2 separate regions of the Homo sapiens genome follow, and region 2 is linked to region 1. The links are chromatin loops, found by intact Hi-C in ENCODE. Cell type or tissue: ascending aorta. All regions are shown on one strand.

Region 1 (8,000 bases):
CCCAGCAAGTGGGCCAGGACGGGCTCTGTTCACCTTTGCAGCTCTCATGCCTAGCACGTGAGAGTAACTGCTCAGCTACTCTGAGCATAGTAACTGCTCAGTTAGTGTTTAGTGGATGAAATTCTGGTTGGAATTTGTGTATACAACTTTGTTTTCAGAAGGGTGAGAGAAATTACTGTTTAGTAAATGCAATGTCATAGACATAGTGCACCCAAAAGAAAAAAATCATTTCATGACCAGGTGTGGTGGCTCATACCTGTAATCCCAGCAATCTGGGAGGCCAAGGCAGGAGTATCACTTGAAGCCAAGAGTTTGAGAATATCCTGGGCAACATAGTAAGATCCCATCTCTACAAAAAAACAAAAATATAAAGTCATTTCCATTTGTGAGCTGTGTTCAGAGGCCTGGGAGCTGGGTTGAGGCAGGGAGGGATGTGGGGAGCCCAGGGTGTGGAGGAGGCAGCGGGGCTCCCTGGGCCGTGAAGGTCGCTGAACAAAGGAGACCGTCCAGGTTTGGCCACTGGTGCTTGCTGCTGTCCCCGAAATGAGATCGGAGGGGAGGGGCAGGTTTGGAGGAGAGGTGACAAGTCTGAGTGCCCATGGGACATCCAGCTTGATATATAAACCAGAAGGTGCTGGAAGCCTTAGGTGTGAGTGAGAAGACACAGAGATGTGGAGAGGAGGGCTGGGGGTGACCTGGAGAAACAACTGTTAAGGAGGGGGCAGAGAATCAAGTGGCCAGGAAGTTTGGGGACACGTTGGGAGGGCCACCTCAGGCCCGGGAGTCCTGTTGCCTCTTCTCCTGTGCTGTTACCCAGCAGGGGGACCAGGGGCCTGGGAGAGGCGCCAGCACTTTACTAACAGCCCAGCGCCTTGGGGTTTCGTTTCTGCTGGGTTCTGGCTCACCTTCCTCTTGTGGTCAGAAGAATGCAGAATCCTGTGGTTTCCCCGCTGTGTCGTCACAAGGCCTGCTGCCAGCCTGCCGCACTTTTCCTCAGCTCCATCACTGAACTTCTTTCATTTTTGCAGATGAACCTTGTCACCCTCCTCATAACCCAGGTTTCCCCTGCCTCCTCCCCACCCCCAGATCAGTCCTCCCACCCTGTAAGTGAGCCAGGCTCTTCCCAGCTGTGCCCTGGGTGGGCTCAAGGGTGTTTCCTGGGCATGGTACCACCTCTCCCTCCCATTGCCTCCCTGCTCCTGCTTCCCTCCCCTCTGGTCTGGCTGAGAAAAAGGTCCAGAGTTGGCAGAGCAGGTGGAAAGCCGGGGGCTGGCTGTCCCAGCTGCTGCACATTCAGGTTCTGGGATCTGTGGGCCAGGTGCAGTGCTGTGCTGCTAAATGGATAACAACAGGCTCTGGGGGCAAGCAGTGCAGCATTAGCTGATTTCTATGACACAAATACTCCCACCACGGGCAATTTCAGGCTACTACCAAGATGTTACTGAAGGCAGAATGGGAAGAGGTGTGCAGCAGCACCTGCCGTACGATAGTTCCACCCTACACCCAATAGACACGAGTAGCCTCAAGCGTATCTATAACTGCAAAACATACTAGAAGAATTAGGAAGTGATATGTTTTCAGTATTCATTGCTTTTTAAATAATTTATTTTCAGCCGGGCATGGTGGCTCACGCCTGTAATCCCAGCACTTTGGGAGGCTGAGGCAGGAGGATCACCTGAGCTCAAGAGTTTAAGACCAGCCTGGGCAACATGGTGAAATCCCGTCTCTACTAAAAATTAAAAAATTAGACGGGTGTGTGGCATGCACCTATAATCTCAGCTACTCGGGAGGCTGAGGTTGGAGGATCGCTTGGGCCCGGGAGGCGGATGTTGTAGTGAGCCAAGATTGTGCCACTGCACTCCAGCCTGGGCGACAGAGCAAGACTGTCCCAAAAACAAAAACAAAAACAAAACTTATTTTCTCATGAGTTGTTATAATTTAATTTTTAAAATGATGACAATTTAATAACTGCTTTGCAAAATTTCTGAAAATTCCACAATTAGCTCTTGCAAGCAGTACAAACTCAATCCAGCAAACCATTAGCACCAGGAAGAAAGGAAGAGGCACCAAACCCCAGACTCCAAGAGATGCATTCACAGGGCTGTGTACCCTCTCCCAGCATCCATCTGTCACCCTCCCTCTGTCTGGACACCATCAGTCTGGGCAGCAGGTTGTGGGCAGCAGGCCTCAGAATCCCTGTGTGGGGTCAGCCCCAGTGAGAGCAGAGCCTGGCCCCAGGCAGCCCCTCCCACTCAGCAGACCCGCTCTTTCGCGGCCTGGACCTGGGGACCTGGTGCGGGCCCAGAACCCAGCCCCCGGACACCTACCCTGGCAGGCCTAGAGCAAGGAAGTTTCATGGCGCAATGTTCTTCCCCTTGAAGGTGTGAAGCCCTGTGAGGGCTGGAATTTCCACATTGCTCAGATAGTGGGCTTGCTCAGTCCTCCGCAGTGAAGAAAACAAAAGAGAACAAGTGGCCACGGCCTCTTTCTAGGCATCTCTTTATTCCTCTGGGCTGCAAGGGGCCTGCATTGGGTCTGAACAGAGGTGAAACAGAGGAAAGCTTTGAGGGTGCAACTCAGCCTGGAGCCATTTCTGGACAGTGAGAATGAACAGCAGTGATGACGTCATTCACCACATTCCACATGCGCTCGTCTTTGCACTAGGCCTTGGAGGCATGAGGGTGGTGACTCATAGCGGTAAAAACCCTGTCTTGGCTACCTCAGGAAATGAGTGGAATCTGTGGCTTGACGTTCCTGTATTCTTGCTGATGAACCACTCACGATGTCCACGTAGTGGCTCCTGCCAGGCGCTTGTGAAAGTTGGAGAAAAGAGGTCGCCTTCCCACCATGCCCACAGTGTGCCTCGGCCCCTTGTTCATGGCCCTCGGCAGCAGATGCCTTTCCTTTCTCTCATGCGCACAGGCCAGGCCAGCCCAGCCCACCAAGCCCCCTCCCGAGCCCCCTCTTGGAGGAGCCTCCTCTACACGTAGGGCTCTCCCTGGGGGTCTTCCTTTGAGTGTGGGGTTTATGTGCACTGATTTCTAAGATCAAAAGGCTAAGACCTTGCCATCCATTCATTCATTCAGCAAGGGGGGCGGGGGTGCTGGGAGGAAGCAGGAGGACAGAAGTTTTAAGCAGTCACAAAATATAATGAATGAAAACAAAACCAAAAAGAGGACTAAGGGAAGGGAGGTGGAAAAATACCAAACCCCTGTTCTACCCTCTTCTGAGACCCTTCGCTGGCAGGTGCCCTTGTAAACAGTGAAACAGCCGTCCCAGGGCCTGCGAGGTAGTGCCACTGTCTTAATCGGTCCGCAGGTTACTTCTCAGAGGGTGTTTCCATGGATTCTACTGGGTCCTCACCTGTTTCTGGGCAACCTCACCCCAGCTTCCTGCCTTGTGATAAAGATCTTTTTATTTCTTTATTTTGAGCAGTCACTTTCCCCTAAAAGATTAATATGTTGTTCTCACCAAGAGGCCCAGCTCTAGCTATATACTACCTGTTTGTAGTGGTTGAAAGTTTAATATCTCTTTAGCATCCCTTACAAAATATTTTGGGAGGTTTAGTTTAAATTCAGGCACAGCCTGTGGAAGGCTCAGACGCAAGGCTAGGGCGCCATCTCCTGGTCGATTTTGAATATGACAAAATTGAACTTGGATTGAGACTCGTGTTAATAGAGGTGAAAATCAGCTGATTTAAGTTATAGGTGGAAAGGCGTGCGCAGAAACACATGTAACTAATAAAGCACTTTGTCAGAATCTATAAAGAACTCTTACAATTTAATATAAAAAATCTTAGCGATTGGGCTGTTAAAAAATCAGTAGAAAAATAAGCAAGAGGCTTAAAGGGGCAATTTCTAAAAGAGGATATCAAATGCACCATAAATATATGAAAGATGTTCAACTTTTTATTCTTCGAGACTACTGGTGGAGGACAAGGCGGAGGAAAGCCCAGGAAGCCTGTATACGCTGTAAAGACCCTTTCAGGTAATTCAGATTTTACCCACTAGAGGGCGTGCCACTCACTTTAGTTGTTTTAAATTTGCCCAAGGGAAATATGCAAAATAAAACCGCAATGAGATGCACTGCACTGCAGCCTGCCAAGTTGGCAAAAATGGGGGCAGCGGGTACTCTCATACACTGCTGGAGAAAGTGCAAATTGCTATACCTTTGAAAAATTGTTTGGCATTATCTAGAAAACAGTTAACGCATAGGCGTATTCTATGTCATAGCAACTTCACTTCTTGATATATGTTCAACAAAAATGTGAGTCCATGGACACTAAGAAGCATACAAGATTGCTTATAACAGCATTATTGGCAGGTAATAGCAAGAACTGGAAACAATTCAAATGCCCACGAAGAATAGGCTGGAAAAATAAATGGTAGTATATTGATGCAGTGGAATATCTAACGGAAAAACAGACAAGCCAACAGAATCTGCAGCTACAAACGGCAACAATATGGATGGATGGATTTTATGAACATAATGTTGAGCAAACGAAGCCAGGTATAAAATAATCATAATCATATATAAAGGTCAAAACAGAAAAAACATTTTATAGTGCTAGATGTCAGGATAATGGTACATTTAGTCCTAGAGAATGAAGGCAGAGATTGGGAATATATTTAAAATAAATTTTAAAAATAAATTTAACACTTCAATTATAAAGTTTAAAAAAGTTACAGATGGAATGGTAGAAAGGGATTTCCAACCAGTAGAATTAGGCAAGAGTGAGGGAAGAAATCGAAAACTTGGGAAAGAAGAAAAGCAGGTGTAGGGTGCAAAAAACGAAACCAAAAAAACAAACCCCAAAACACCTCCAGGTAATTCGGATTCTCCCCACTAGAGGGCGTGCCTCCCTCTCCTCGCCCTGAGTGTTCTTGCCGTACGCAAACATTTGCTTCGATGTTGTTTTTTCCCTCCCTTGAATTATTAGGTTAGTACAAAAGTAATTGGGTTTTTGCAATTATTTTTAATTTAATATATCCGTGGGAAAAATCTTCATAAGAGGAATAATTTGGCCAAAGGATATAACTATTTTAATGCCCTATTTTAAGAATGTTGCTAGATTGTTCTTCAGAAAGACTGCACAAATTAAATTGATAGCCACCCAACAACGCGTCAAAATGCGTTCCTAAGTCATTCAATGGTAGACTTTCAAAATGGTAGGTTTTAAAGAGCTTGTTGATTGAACATTTGCAAAACAGTAGTACCAAAGTGGATTAATTTACATTTCTTTAGTTATTAGTGAAACAAAACATTTTCCTTTAAAATGCTTGACAATGATTTCCTCTTATGCACACTGCCTGGTCAAGGTGGCCTTTGCCTATTCAGACAATTAGGTTAAATGCAAAAGTAACTGCGGTCTTTGCCATTACTGTTAATTACATAATTACTACTAATGCCAAAACCACAACTACTTTTGCACCAGCCGAATATGTTCTCTTTATGTAACTATATTTGATCTCTATATATTAGTAAATTTTTTAATCTGTCAAGGTTGTCACAGTTTCTTCCATTCTAATGGTTACTTTTTTTTGTTTCTTTTTTTTTTTTTTTTGAGCTGGAGTCTCGCTTTGTTGCCCAGGCCTTGTAAGTGCAGTGGCACAATCTCAGCTCACGGCAACCTCCAGCTCCTGGGTTCAAGCAATTCTCGTGCTTCAGTTTAAAGAGTAACTGGGAGTACAGGCGCCTGCCACCATGCCTGGCTAATTTTTGTATTTTTAGTAGAAATGGGGTTTCACCATGTTGACCAGACTGGTCTCGAACTTCTGACCTCAAATGATCCACCTGCCTCAGCCTCCCAAAATGCTGGGATTACAGGTGTGAGTTGTCACACCCGGCCTATTTTTTAATCTTAATTTTTATTATTTTCTTTTGAAATATACTTGAATGTTCTTGTGGTTACGCTTTTCCATTTTTAACTCTAACATTTTTTTTCTATTACCCATAGTATTACATATATTTCTTTCCAAGTTGTGATAAGTTTGTTTTCTTCTGAAGAGTGTTTTCCAAACTGATTTTCTCTTATTTCTTTGGGTGTGAAAACTTTTCTGAAGGAGTTCCATGGTCAAATAAATTGGGAAAATATTTAGACAAAAATAAATCCCTTCCTTTATTACAGCAATTATAAAACCTTAACGATGGTAATTTATTCATTGAAGAAAATATTTATTGAGCATCTACTATGAGGTACTAGGGGCTTGTACAGCTCTGAACAAAAGAGACAAATGCATGCAGTGTATTTCCAAGACAGGGATATCATATACAGATTTTTTTCCAATGTATTTGAGCAAAACTTTTTAATTTTTATTTATTTACATATTTTTAGAGACACAGACTCACTCTGTCACCCAGGCTGGAGTGCAGTGGTGCAGTTATAGCTCACTATAGCCTCGACCTCCTGGACTCAAGTGATCCTCCCACCTCAGTCTCCCGAGTAGTCAGGACTACAGGTATGGCAGGCTAAGTTTTAAAAATTTTGTAGAGATGGGATCTCACTATGTTGCCTAGGCTGGTCTCCAAATCCTGGCCTCAAGCAGTCCTCCCTCCATGGCCTCCTAAAGTGCTCGGAGTAGAATTGAGAGCCACCGTACCTGGCTGCTCCAAAATGCTTTTTTATGCCTCCCCTACTTAGTGTTTTACACTGTTCCACAGAATATCGGAATCTAGAATTTGTTCCAGCATAAAGTGAAAGATATGAATCAACTTTCATTTTTCCTCATCAATTCATCCATATTTTTAGCAGAATTTATTAAATATGATTCCTCTTTGGTTTTGCTGTCTTCTGTTCATTGAATAGAATTTTTTCTATAATTTGGGAATTTCTGGCATATTTATTGTTTCATTGGTTTATAAAGAATAACTGTATCCAAAATGAACAAAACTCTCACTTTCTTCGCCGTTAATTGTTGCTAAGATTAAGTGGTACCTGAGGCTTCAGCTTCCCCAGGTACCTGCCAGCTAGAGGCATAAGCATGACAGCAGAGGGTGCAAAGTTATTGGAAACACTGAGCCTCCACGGACCCATCTGGCGAGGAGGACAGCTAACCCTAGCTGGGGGAGGAATACCTGGGAGATGGGGAGGGTTAGGAGTGGAGGGAAAACGTGTAGTTATTGAGTACTTGTCATGTGCTGATCACACTGTATTAATATATTACTCAGAAGCCCGCTGTGCAAATGTGGGAACGGAGGTAGCTTGTCTAAGCTAGCCCAGAGGCTGATCCACATCAAGCCCCGTCACAGCTGCTGCTCCTGCCCTGTACTCCCAGTTGACATCTACCACCACCACCACCACCACCATCACCACTACACCATCACCACCACCACCATCATCACCACCACACCATCACCACCACCACTACCACCACCACCATCACCACCATCATCATCACCACCAGCACCACACCATCACCACCACCATCATCATCACCACCAGCACCACACCATCACCACCACCATCATCATCACCACCAGCACCACACCATCACCACCACCATCATCACCACCAGCACCACACCATCACCACCACCACCATCACCACCACCACTACCATTATCATCACCACCACGACCATCACTACCACATTGCCACCATCACCACCACCATCACCACCACCACACCATCACCAACATCACCACCACCACTACCATCATCATCACCACCTCAACCATCACTACCACCACCACACCATCACCACCACCATCACTACCACCACACCATCACCACCATCACCACCACCACCACCACCACACCATCACCACCACCATCACCACACCATCACACCATCACCACCACCACCACCATCACCACCACCACCATCACCATCACCACCACCATTACCACACCATCACCACCACCATCACACCACCACCACCACCATCACACCACCAACACCATCACCACCACCACCACCACACCATCACCACCACCATCACCACCACCACCACACCATCACCGCCACTACAACCACCACCACACCATCACCACCACCACCA
Region 2 (8,000 bases), 270 kb before region 1:
GGGCCCAGCTCTCTAGCCCCCACTGCCAGAGCATGGCCTGGGGGCCAGACGAGGGCCCAGCACCGTGAAGCTCTTCCTCTGGCCAGATGGCAAGGCCCTGCCTGCCCGTTGCAGGGCGCGGCTCCTGCTGCTCCCACACCTGCCCTGCCAGGCCTGCCCAGATGGCCACCCCTGCACCCCTGCCAACTACGGCAGTGGGTCCCAGGGTGGGCTGGCAGCCAGAACCCCACATGGGGAGAAGGCTAATGGTCCTGAACCCCCTGGGCCTCTCGGTACTGTCGAGGACCTGGTTCTCTCCTGCCCCCATACTAACTGGGTTTCTGCTCAATCCCTCTGGCTTGTCATAGAAACACCTCCACCCATTTCATCAAATCTCATGACCCATCCCTTCTCAGAGGGTTCTGACTCCCCCAGCCCCAGCCACTGGGCTCCAGAGGAGAGAATAGGCCAGCACAAAGCACATCCCTGTTCCCAGGCCTCATCACATGTCAGGAGGAGACCTCAAAGCAAGCCAGAAGGCCTGAGAGAAGGAGGAACAGAAAACAGGGAGAAAGCGGCCACATAGTACATAAACACCAGCTCCACTGGGCCACAGGGGCATGCGCCAGCTCACATCCAGGAGCAGCATCTCTTAGGTTTAGGGTAAGGGACTCAGGTACCTTGTTTGAGCTTTTCCTAGGGGAAGACTCAGACCCCAAACTCTGCTCCTAAAGGGGTGGGGAGCTGCTCTCTCTAAATGGTGGGAGGCCCCAGGTCAGGGCCCAGAGAGATAGCATCCCTGCCCCGGGCCAACTCAGATGGCATCCTGGGTCTTTCTCATCACACCCATTAAAGAAACCACAGATTGTATGGCTCCTGGGAGAGCCTGCTGGATTTCATTCCTGTCCCTGTAGCTGACAAAGGAGTCAGACATCTCTTGGCCCCTAAGTCTGAACAGCACACAGATCACAGAGCTGACCCAAGCTGAGGCATGGAGGCCCTTGGCAAGAAGAGGCTGTGAGTCTCTGCATAGAACTGTGTGGGTGCACCCCTTCCTTGGGGGTGTCTGGGAAAATGTGCAAGGGAAGCTGTGGCTAGGGGAGTCTCCGACCCTCACGCCACCCTGATAATGGACAGTCACCATTCAGGACATATTTATGTACCCTTTTTTATGTCAAGCATTGTGTCAGGCACTTGGGAGACACAAGAAGACATGGTCTGTGTCCTGGAGGAGCCCATGGCTTGGTGGGCAGCCTGTTAGGGCATCCAAGCCACTGTAGAGAGGAGAAGGGCCAAAGACAGCTCAGGCCCATGTTGCCTGTGCCAAACAGGCAGTGGTTAGAGAGGAGGAGACTGACTGGTCAGTGGGAAGAACAGGGCCTATCCCTCTCCTCTGTCTCACTGTCACTACCTCCATCACATCACACAATAGCAGGGGACAAGAAGCAGACGAGCACAGCCTTGGAGAAGTGCCCTTGAACCTTCCTCTGCAGAATAAGTATCCTGGCCCAGGATGGGCAGCCATGCCCCATGGCAAAAACTAGGGGAAAAATAATTTGCATTCCTGAGGCTTCTGCTCTGACCCTGACAGATCTCTCTCATCCAGGAAATCTGGCGGAACGGCGCTCTCTCAGCTAAAAAGCCTCAATCCTGGAGCCAACGGATTCGGAAAGCAACTTTGCACTCCAATCAAATAAAAATGTTCTTCTCTGCTGAGGAGAAGGGGGCAGGCCCCAGAACTGAGCTCTCGGGGTGAGTGAAGAAGGACAGCAGAGCCAAGGCAGCCCACAGAGTCATCATCACAGAATTTAGGGGCCTGGGATGGCTTTCAGCTCTCACTCTGCCAGGGAGGGATAAGGCCAACCCGAATCAGGGCAGGGCCCTGAGGCATGGTGGATTTCCTGTTCTCCTCCCTATCCTGGTGCCTGCAGACCCAGGAAAAGCTCCAGCCTCCCTCAGAATGGACCAGGGGGAGAGGGAGGCCAGGAGGAGAGGAGGAATGGGCTCAGCTGCTTAGCCCCATGTGGGCAACAGGTCCTGAGCACTGACTATCCTCATACCTGAGAGGACGAGGGAAGGAGGGAGGAGTGGGCCTGGACCCCACGAAGCCCCCTTGGCAAGAGCTGTAAGCTGCCTGTCTTCGCCTCCTGAGAACAACAGCCTATAGGGCAAAGGCCAGCTCGTGCTGTGTCCGCAAGGAGAAACCCGTCTTCACCTCCTTTCTGGGGCTTCAGCACCTGCAAGGATGCTTAGGCTGGAGAAACAGGAGGAGGAAGAGGAGGAGGAAGCAAAGAGGCAACAGGAGGGAAGAGCTTTGTGCTGGCTATGCCCAGGGGGAAGGGTCAGAGATCAAAGGGCACTGAGCCGCTGCTTCCAGAGGGGCAGAAAGGCCATCAACCAGTGGGGGTTGGGAGGTGCGCCTCAATTCCCGTTAGCAAAAGGCTCATGGATCAGGCTAGAGGGGGCTACGAAGTGGAGAGCCAGCCCGGGAGGGGGAGGGTCACCAGTTCTGGGGCCATTACAAAGGATAGGGCAGAGGGGCAGAGTTTGGGGCTTCCGTCTCAGATTAGTCGGTTGAGAATCTGAACAAAGGTGGGTGAAGGCTCGGAACCCCGGGGTCAGGGGCTCGCGTCTGCCAGAAGCTGAGACACCGAGGGGCCCGGGCCAGGCCACCTTTGTCCCTCTCGCAGCCTCCAGACCCCTGACCGCCTTCCCTCCTGGCCATCCCGGCCCGGCGCGGCACTCACCCTATCGCTGCTGGCGGGGGGTCCGGAGATCCGCTCATCAGCAGGCGGCGCCGGGGGCCCCGGGGTCTCGACCCGAATAAGGCGGTGTGGGGGAGAGCCGTGGCGCGGGGGCGGCGTGGGTCCGGGGGCGACAGGGGTGGCGAGGGCGGCGGAGCCGGACGACCCCCCGGAGTAGGGGTCTTCGAAGTCGCGCTCCCGCTGCAGCCTGTAGGCGGCCAGGATGTCCGGGGGCGGCGCGGGGGGCGCGGCCGGAGAGGGCGCAGGGGGGCGGTAGTCGGGCTCGGGGGGCGCCGGCTTGCTGCCCCCTCCGCCGCCGCCCCCCCCGCGGAAGCCCAGGTGCTCCCGGAGCCACTTGGCTACTCCGCCGCTGCCGCCCCCTCCTGGGCCGGCTCCCGCACCCCCGGCGCCCCGGCGGGACCCCCCCGGGCCGCCCCCAGCGCTCCCCTGCGTTCGCGGCCCCGGGCGGGAGCCAGCCGGAGGAGCTCCGCTCAGTAACATGGGGCCAGCCAGACTGAGCGAGGGGAGCGCAGCGGCGGGTGGGGGGCGGGGGCGGGGGTGGGGAGGGGGGCGGGGCTCCGCCGGGCGGGGAGGGGGCGGGGCGCTTCAGTAACAAGGGAGAGGCGGGGCTCCGCTCCCTAACAGGGTCTTCCTCCTCCCGTAGCTCGGAAGAGTGTACGCGGGCTTCCAGCCGGTATGCACAGGCAAGAAGTGAAGTGGGCAGCCCTGGGGCAGAGGATGCGACTACTGGACTGAGGTTGAATCCTTTACGTGTCGCCACGCGGTCCCCTGTGGGGAGCGCATCCATCCCCATCTGTTCTTTTCCCCAGCTCCCAGCTCGTGCGAGACGCAAAGAGGGGAGCCCCCAGACTCCTGACTCTAGGGAGCCTTACGCCTCTCCTCTTCCCTCTCCCAGGATCTCGCAACTGGGAAACTATAATCTAGGAGGAAAATCTAGGCGGGCAAGAAAAGGGGCTAGGTTCTGTAAGATGTGTCTGTAAGCCTCCTCCTCCCGTGCTACCTTGGGAGCCCCACAACCTCCTCCCATCCAACCGTACGCACTGCACATACCCGAACCTACGTTACTTCCCGATCCAGGCAAACACATCTCACATCACATACAAACAACTCCCTAGAGACGCCCACTTCTCCCGTGTCGTTTTCACACACGCCCTTCTCACACGCAAACAGCCCTCGCTCAAACATCCCCCACCCACGGGAGCACCTGCTCCAAACGGGCCCACATGGCCCTGACGATAGCATGCGCACGCACGCAGAAATCCCTTCCAGCCACATCCCGGGCTTCATTGTCAATCAGATTAGTAACAGAATGGAAACAGACAAGTCAATAAATCAAGTCTAGAAACAGTCCCAGTGTTGTCTATCACAAACTCCTTATCCTCTTGAGGCTCAGATGCTCAAGTGCTAGGCATTTTTGTCTTAGAAATAAAGCCAGTTCCGGCTGGGCGCGGTGGCTCACGCCTGTAATCCCAGCACTTTGGGAGGCCGAAACGGGAGGATCACGAGGTCAGGAGATCGAGACCATCCTGGCTAACACGGTGAAACCCCGTCTCTACCAAAAATACAAAAAAATTAGTCGGGTGTGGTGGCGGGCACCTGTAGTCCCAGCTACTCGGGAGGCTGAGGCAGGAGAATCGCTTGAACCCAGGAGGCAGAGGTTGCATTGAGCTGAGATTGCGCGACTGCACTCCAGCCAGGGCGACAGAGTGAGACTCCGTCTCAAAAAAAAAAAAAAAAGAAAAAGAAAAAAGAAAAGGAAAGAAATAAAGCCAGTTCCTCACCATAAATGTAGGCCTGAAGCCAACACCAACACATTTGCTCTTGGCTCTGCTGGGAAAGCAGCTGTCTCACCTCACTTTACCCCACCCCCTTTCCCCCACTGCCTCAGTGTCTCCGCACTCCTAGGTTCATGTCTGCCTTTTTTTTTTTTTTTTTTTTTTTGAGACGGAGTCTCACTCCGTCGCTGGAGTACAGTGGCACGATTTCAGCTTACAGCAACCTCCACCTCCCGGGTTCAAGCAATGCTCCCAGCTCAGCCTCCCTAGTAGCTGGGATTACAAGCGTGCGCCACCACACCTGGTTAATTTTTTGTATTTTTAGTAGAGATGGAGTTTCACCGTGTTGGCTAGGCTGGTCTCGAACTCCTGACCTCAAGTGATTCCCCACCTCGGCCTTCCAAAATGCTGGGATTACAGGTGTGAGCCAACGGCACCTGGCCATATCTGCCTTTTGAGGGCGCAAAAAGCCAAGAGGCCCCAAAGGAAAGGAGTTCAAAGCGGGGGGTGTAAAGAAGGATGTAATGGCAAAACTGTGAATCTCCTGGGATTCCCAGGGCCCCGAGTCTCAAAATATTTGTTGAGTTCCTGCTTTGTGCAAATTCTAGTTGGGCGAGGTGGCTCATGCTTGTAGTCCCAGGTACCTGGGAGGTTGAGGTGGGAGAATTGCTTGAGCCCAGAAGTTCAAGGCTGCAGCGAGCTATGATTGTGCCACTGGTCAGACAGTGCTGCTTGTATTTAGGACAGTGCTTCTGATCAAGCCAGTGCTGCTTGTATTTAGGACAGTGCTTCTCAAACTTTAATGTGGACACTAATCTCCTGGGGATCTTGGTAAGTTACAGATTCTGACTCTCTAGGTCTAGCTGGGGTGGGGTCCCAGGTGATACAGATACTGCTGGTCCCAGACCACATGTTGAGTAGCTGGACTGTAGGAGATACTGGAGAATCTGATGTTGAACTTGGTTTTATGAAGTATAATAGAGAAAATAACGTGCATATTTTTAAAATGTGCAGTTAAATTGACTAATGGTGCAAAACGAAGCTGGACATAGAGATGATAAATAGAGAAGAATGGTCCAGTTAATGTATATCAGAGAGTCTCCACAGTCACCAGGTGTGAGGGCATGGATAGGTAACTAATAAGAAATCCAATAGTTGTGGGCTGTAGCCAGGTATTTGGGGAAGGTACTCAATGCTACTGATACTTGCTTTCATGATCTCTGGAAAGGGCGTGATAATCATTGTGTGAGGATTAAGGGAGGTGATGAATATGAAAAAGGTTTGAAAACTGTAAAATGCTTACAGTGGAAGGTGTGACATGAGTTAAACTGCTTGACAGCTCAGAGGAATGAAATCAATCAAGTCTGCAGGCTTCATGCAGGACAGGAGGTAGACCTGAGCTGGGTAGGATTTGGACAGATGAAGCAAAGGAGTGAAAGGTCATTCCAAGACAGGAGGTCGGCATTAGCTGGACAAAGGCATAGAGGTGGGAACCCGCACACCATAAAAAAGGGGAGTATTCATGATGGGAAGAGTAGGAATAAAATAAGATGGGAAGGAGGGAAGATGTCATAAAGGCAGGGTTTAAACAATAATTTTAAAATTATAAAAACTTGTGTGCACCATACACTTACTCTTGTTTTAAAAGATCTGCTAATGTACTTTCCTCCATTACCAGAGTATGAGCTCCTAAAAGCAGGCAGTTTGAGCACCTCATGGAGTCAGGCAGCTTGATAGGAACCAAGGATACAGAGGTGAGGCCATCACAGCAAGGGTCCTCTGAGAATTGGGTGGAATTTTCTAGATCCAAATTCTGTTTACCTTTTCTTTCCTTTAGAGATGGGGTCTCACTCTCTTACCCAGGCTGGAATGCAGTGGCACAATCATAGCTCACTGCAGCCTTGAACTTCTGGGCTCAAACGATTCTCCTACCTCAACCTCCCGCGTGTGATCCGCCTCACCCAACTAATTTTTAATTTTTTGTAAAGATGGGGCCTCAGTACGTTGCTCAGACTGGTCTTGAACTCCTGGCCTCAAGCAATCCTCCCACCTCGGCCTCCCAAAGCACTGGTACTACAGGTGCACATTACCATACCTGGCTAATTTATTGTATTTTATTTTCTAGAGACGAAGTTCTTGCTATGTTGCTTTGACTGGTCTCAAACTCCTGGCTTCAAGTGATCCTCCCGCTTGGGCCTCCCAAAGTGCTGGGATTACAGGTGTGAGCCATTGCACCCAGCCTAGATTCAAATTCTTGCATGTTAAGCAGTTCGCCATAGTATCAGGATTCTGTAAGGAAGCATGGGTGCTCCCATCACCAAGTGCAGAGCCTGTCACATGGCATCGGTTTAACAAACGTTGAAATGGATAAAGACAATTTGTCTTTCTTATTCTTAGTTTTATATAGCTATAATTGTGGTATACACATAATTTTATATCTTTTTTAACTTAACATTGTATGATAATTTCCCCATTTTTGTCATGTAAGTTTATTTTCTTCCAAATTTTTTTTGGGGAAAACTATCAACCCTACAGAAAAATCCAAAGAAAGTATACTGGAGGCTGGGCACAGTGGTTGAAGCCTGTAATTCCAGCACTTTGGGTGGCCGAGGTGGGCGGATCACTTGAACTCAGATGTTCAAAACCAGGCTGGGCAACACGGTGGAAACCCTGTCTCTATTTAAAAAAAAAAAAAAAAAAGTAAGTGTGGTGTAAACCTATTTACCCTTCAGCTAGATTCACCTCTTTTTAAATTTTGCCATATTTGCCTTATTCCTCTCCTTTTTCTTTCATTTTCTTAACCATTTGGTACAAGTTGCAAATATCATGACACTTTGGTTTTACACACTTTAGCAGGCATTGCCAAAGAATAAGGAATTCTATCAGGCTACAAGATCATTATCACATTTAGGAAATTTAATATTTATTTAATAATATTGTCTGTCATACAATCCTTATTAAATTTTTTGATTTTTCCTGAAAGTGTCTTTTATAGTTTTTTTCTTTTTTTATTTTGTTTTTGAAAAATCTTTAAATTTTCCTTCAGGCAGCCTCCTGAGCCAGAGTAGGCTCAAAGAAACTCCCTACAGTTTTTTTTTTTTCTGATTCCAGATTTTTTTTTTTTTTTTTTTTTTTTTTTGAGACAGAGTCTCGCTCTGTCATCCAGGCTGGAGTGCAGTGGTGCAATCTGGGCTCACTGCAAGCTCTGCCTCCCGGGTTCACGCCGTTCTCCCACCTCAGCCTGCTGAATAGCTGGGACTACAGGCACCCGCCACCATGCCCGGCTGATTTTAATTTTGTATTTTCAGTAGAGATGGGGTTTCACCGTGTTAGCTGGGATGGTCTCGAACTCCTGACCTCGTGATCCACCTTCCTCGGCCTCCCAAAGTGCTGGGATTACAAGTGTGAGCCACCGCGCCTGGCCCTGATTCCAGATTTAATTAAGTTTCCCCATTTCATCTGTTTGTTATGTTCCTTTAGT

The links. Peaks named below come from ENCODE experiments on the same cell type or tissue, not always from the same donor. Only the 100,000 strongest peaks of a DNase experiment are listed, where the experiment ranks them.
Region 2: a loop joins it to region 1, with 3 times the contacts of the local background. A loop is called at or near these places in 6 of 110 quality-filtered maps.

Annotation. Positions count from the first base shown.
Region 1 is chr15:45,454,112-45,462,111 of GRCh38, forward strand. All of the region lies in intron 1 of SLC30A4-AS1 (SLC30A4 antisense RNA 1), which reads left to right. LOC124903483 (a long non-coding RNA gene) reads right to left here and starts at 2,397. Exons shown (of 4, transcript XR_007064616.1): 1 at 2,328-2,397; 2 at 906-1,013; 3 at 257-349. RefSeq lists enhancers at 257-757, 2,603-2,652, 4,918-5,496. In ascending aorta, CTCF peaks have their summits at 3,678, 3,957 and 4,843 (motif pointing right); DNase peaks (open chromatin) are centred at 2,670, 3,620, 4,010, 4,860 and 1 weaker place; H3K4me3 peaks cover 1,851 bases; H3K27ac peaks cover 792 bases.
Region 2 is chr15:45,184,728-45,192,727 of GRCh38, forward strand. SHF (Src homology 2 domain containing F) reads right to left here and starts at 3,239. Exons shown (of 7, transcript NM_001394037.1): 1 at 2,727-3,239. The coding sequence starts at 3,224. LOC124903481 (a long non-coding RNA gene) reads left to right here. Exons shown (of 2, transcript XR_007064608.1): 1 at 1-1,731; 2 at 3,388-4,091. RefSeq lists an enhancer at 1,667-2,219 and a silencer at 3,134-3,183. In ascending aorta, no CTCF peak of the experiment used is centred here; DNase peaks (open chromatin) are centred at 2,702, 3,344 and 3,871; H3K4me3 peaks cover 2,849 bases; H3K27ac peaks cover 3,497 bases.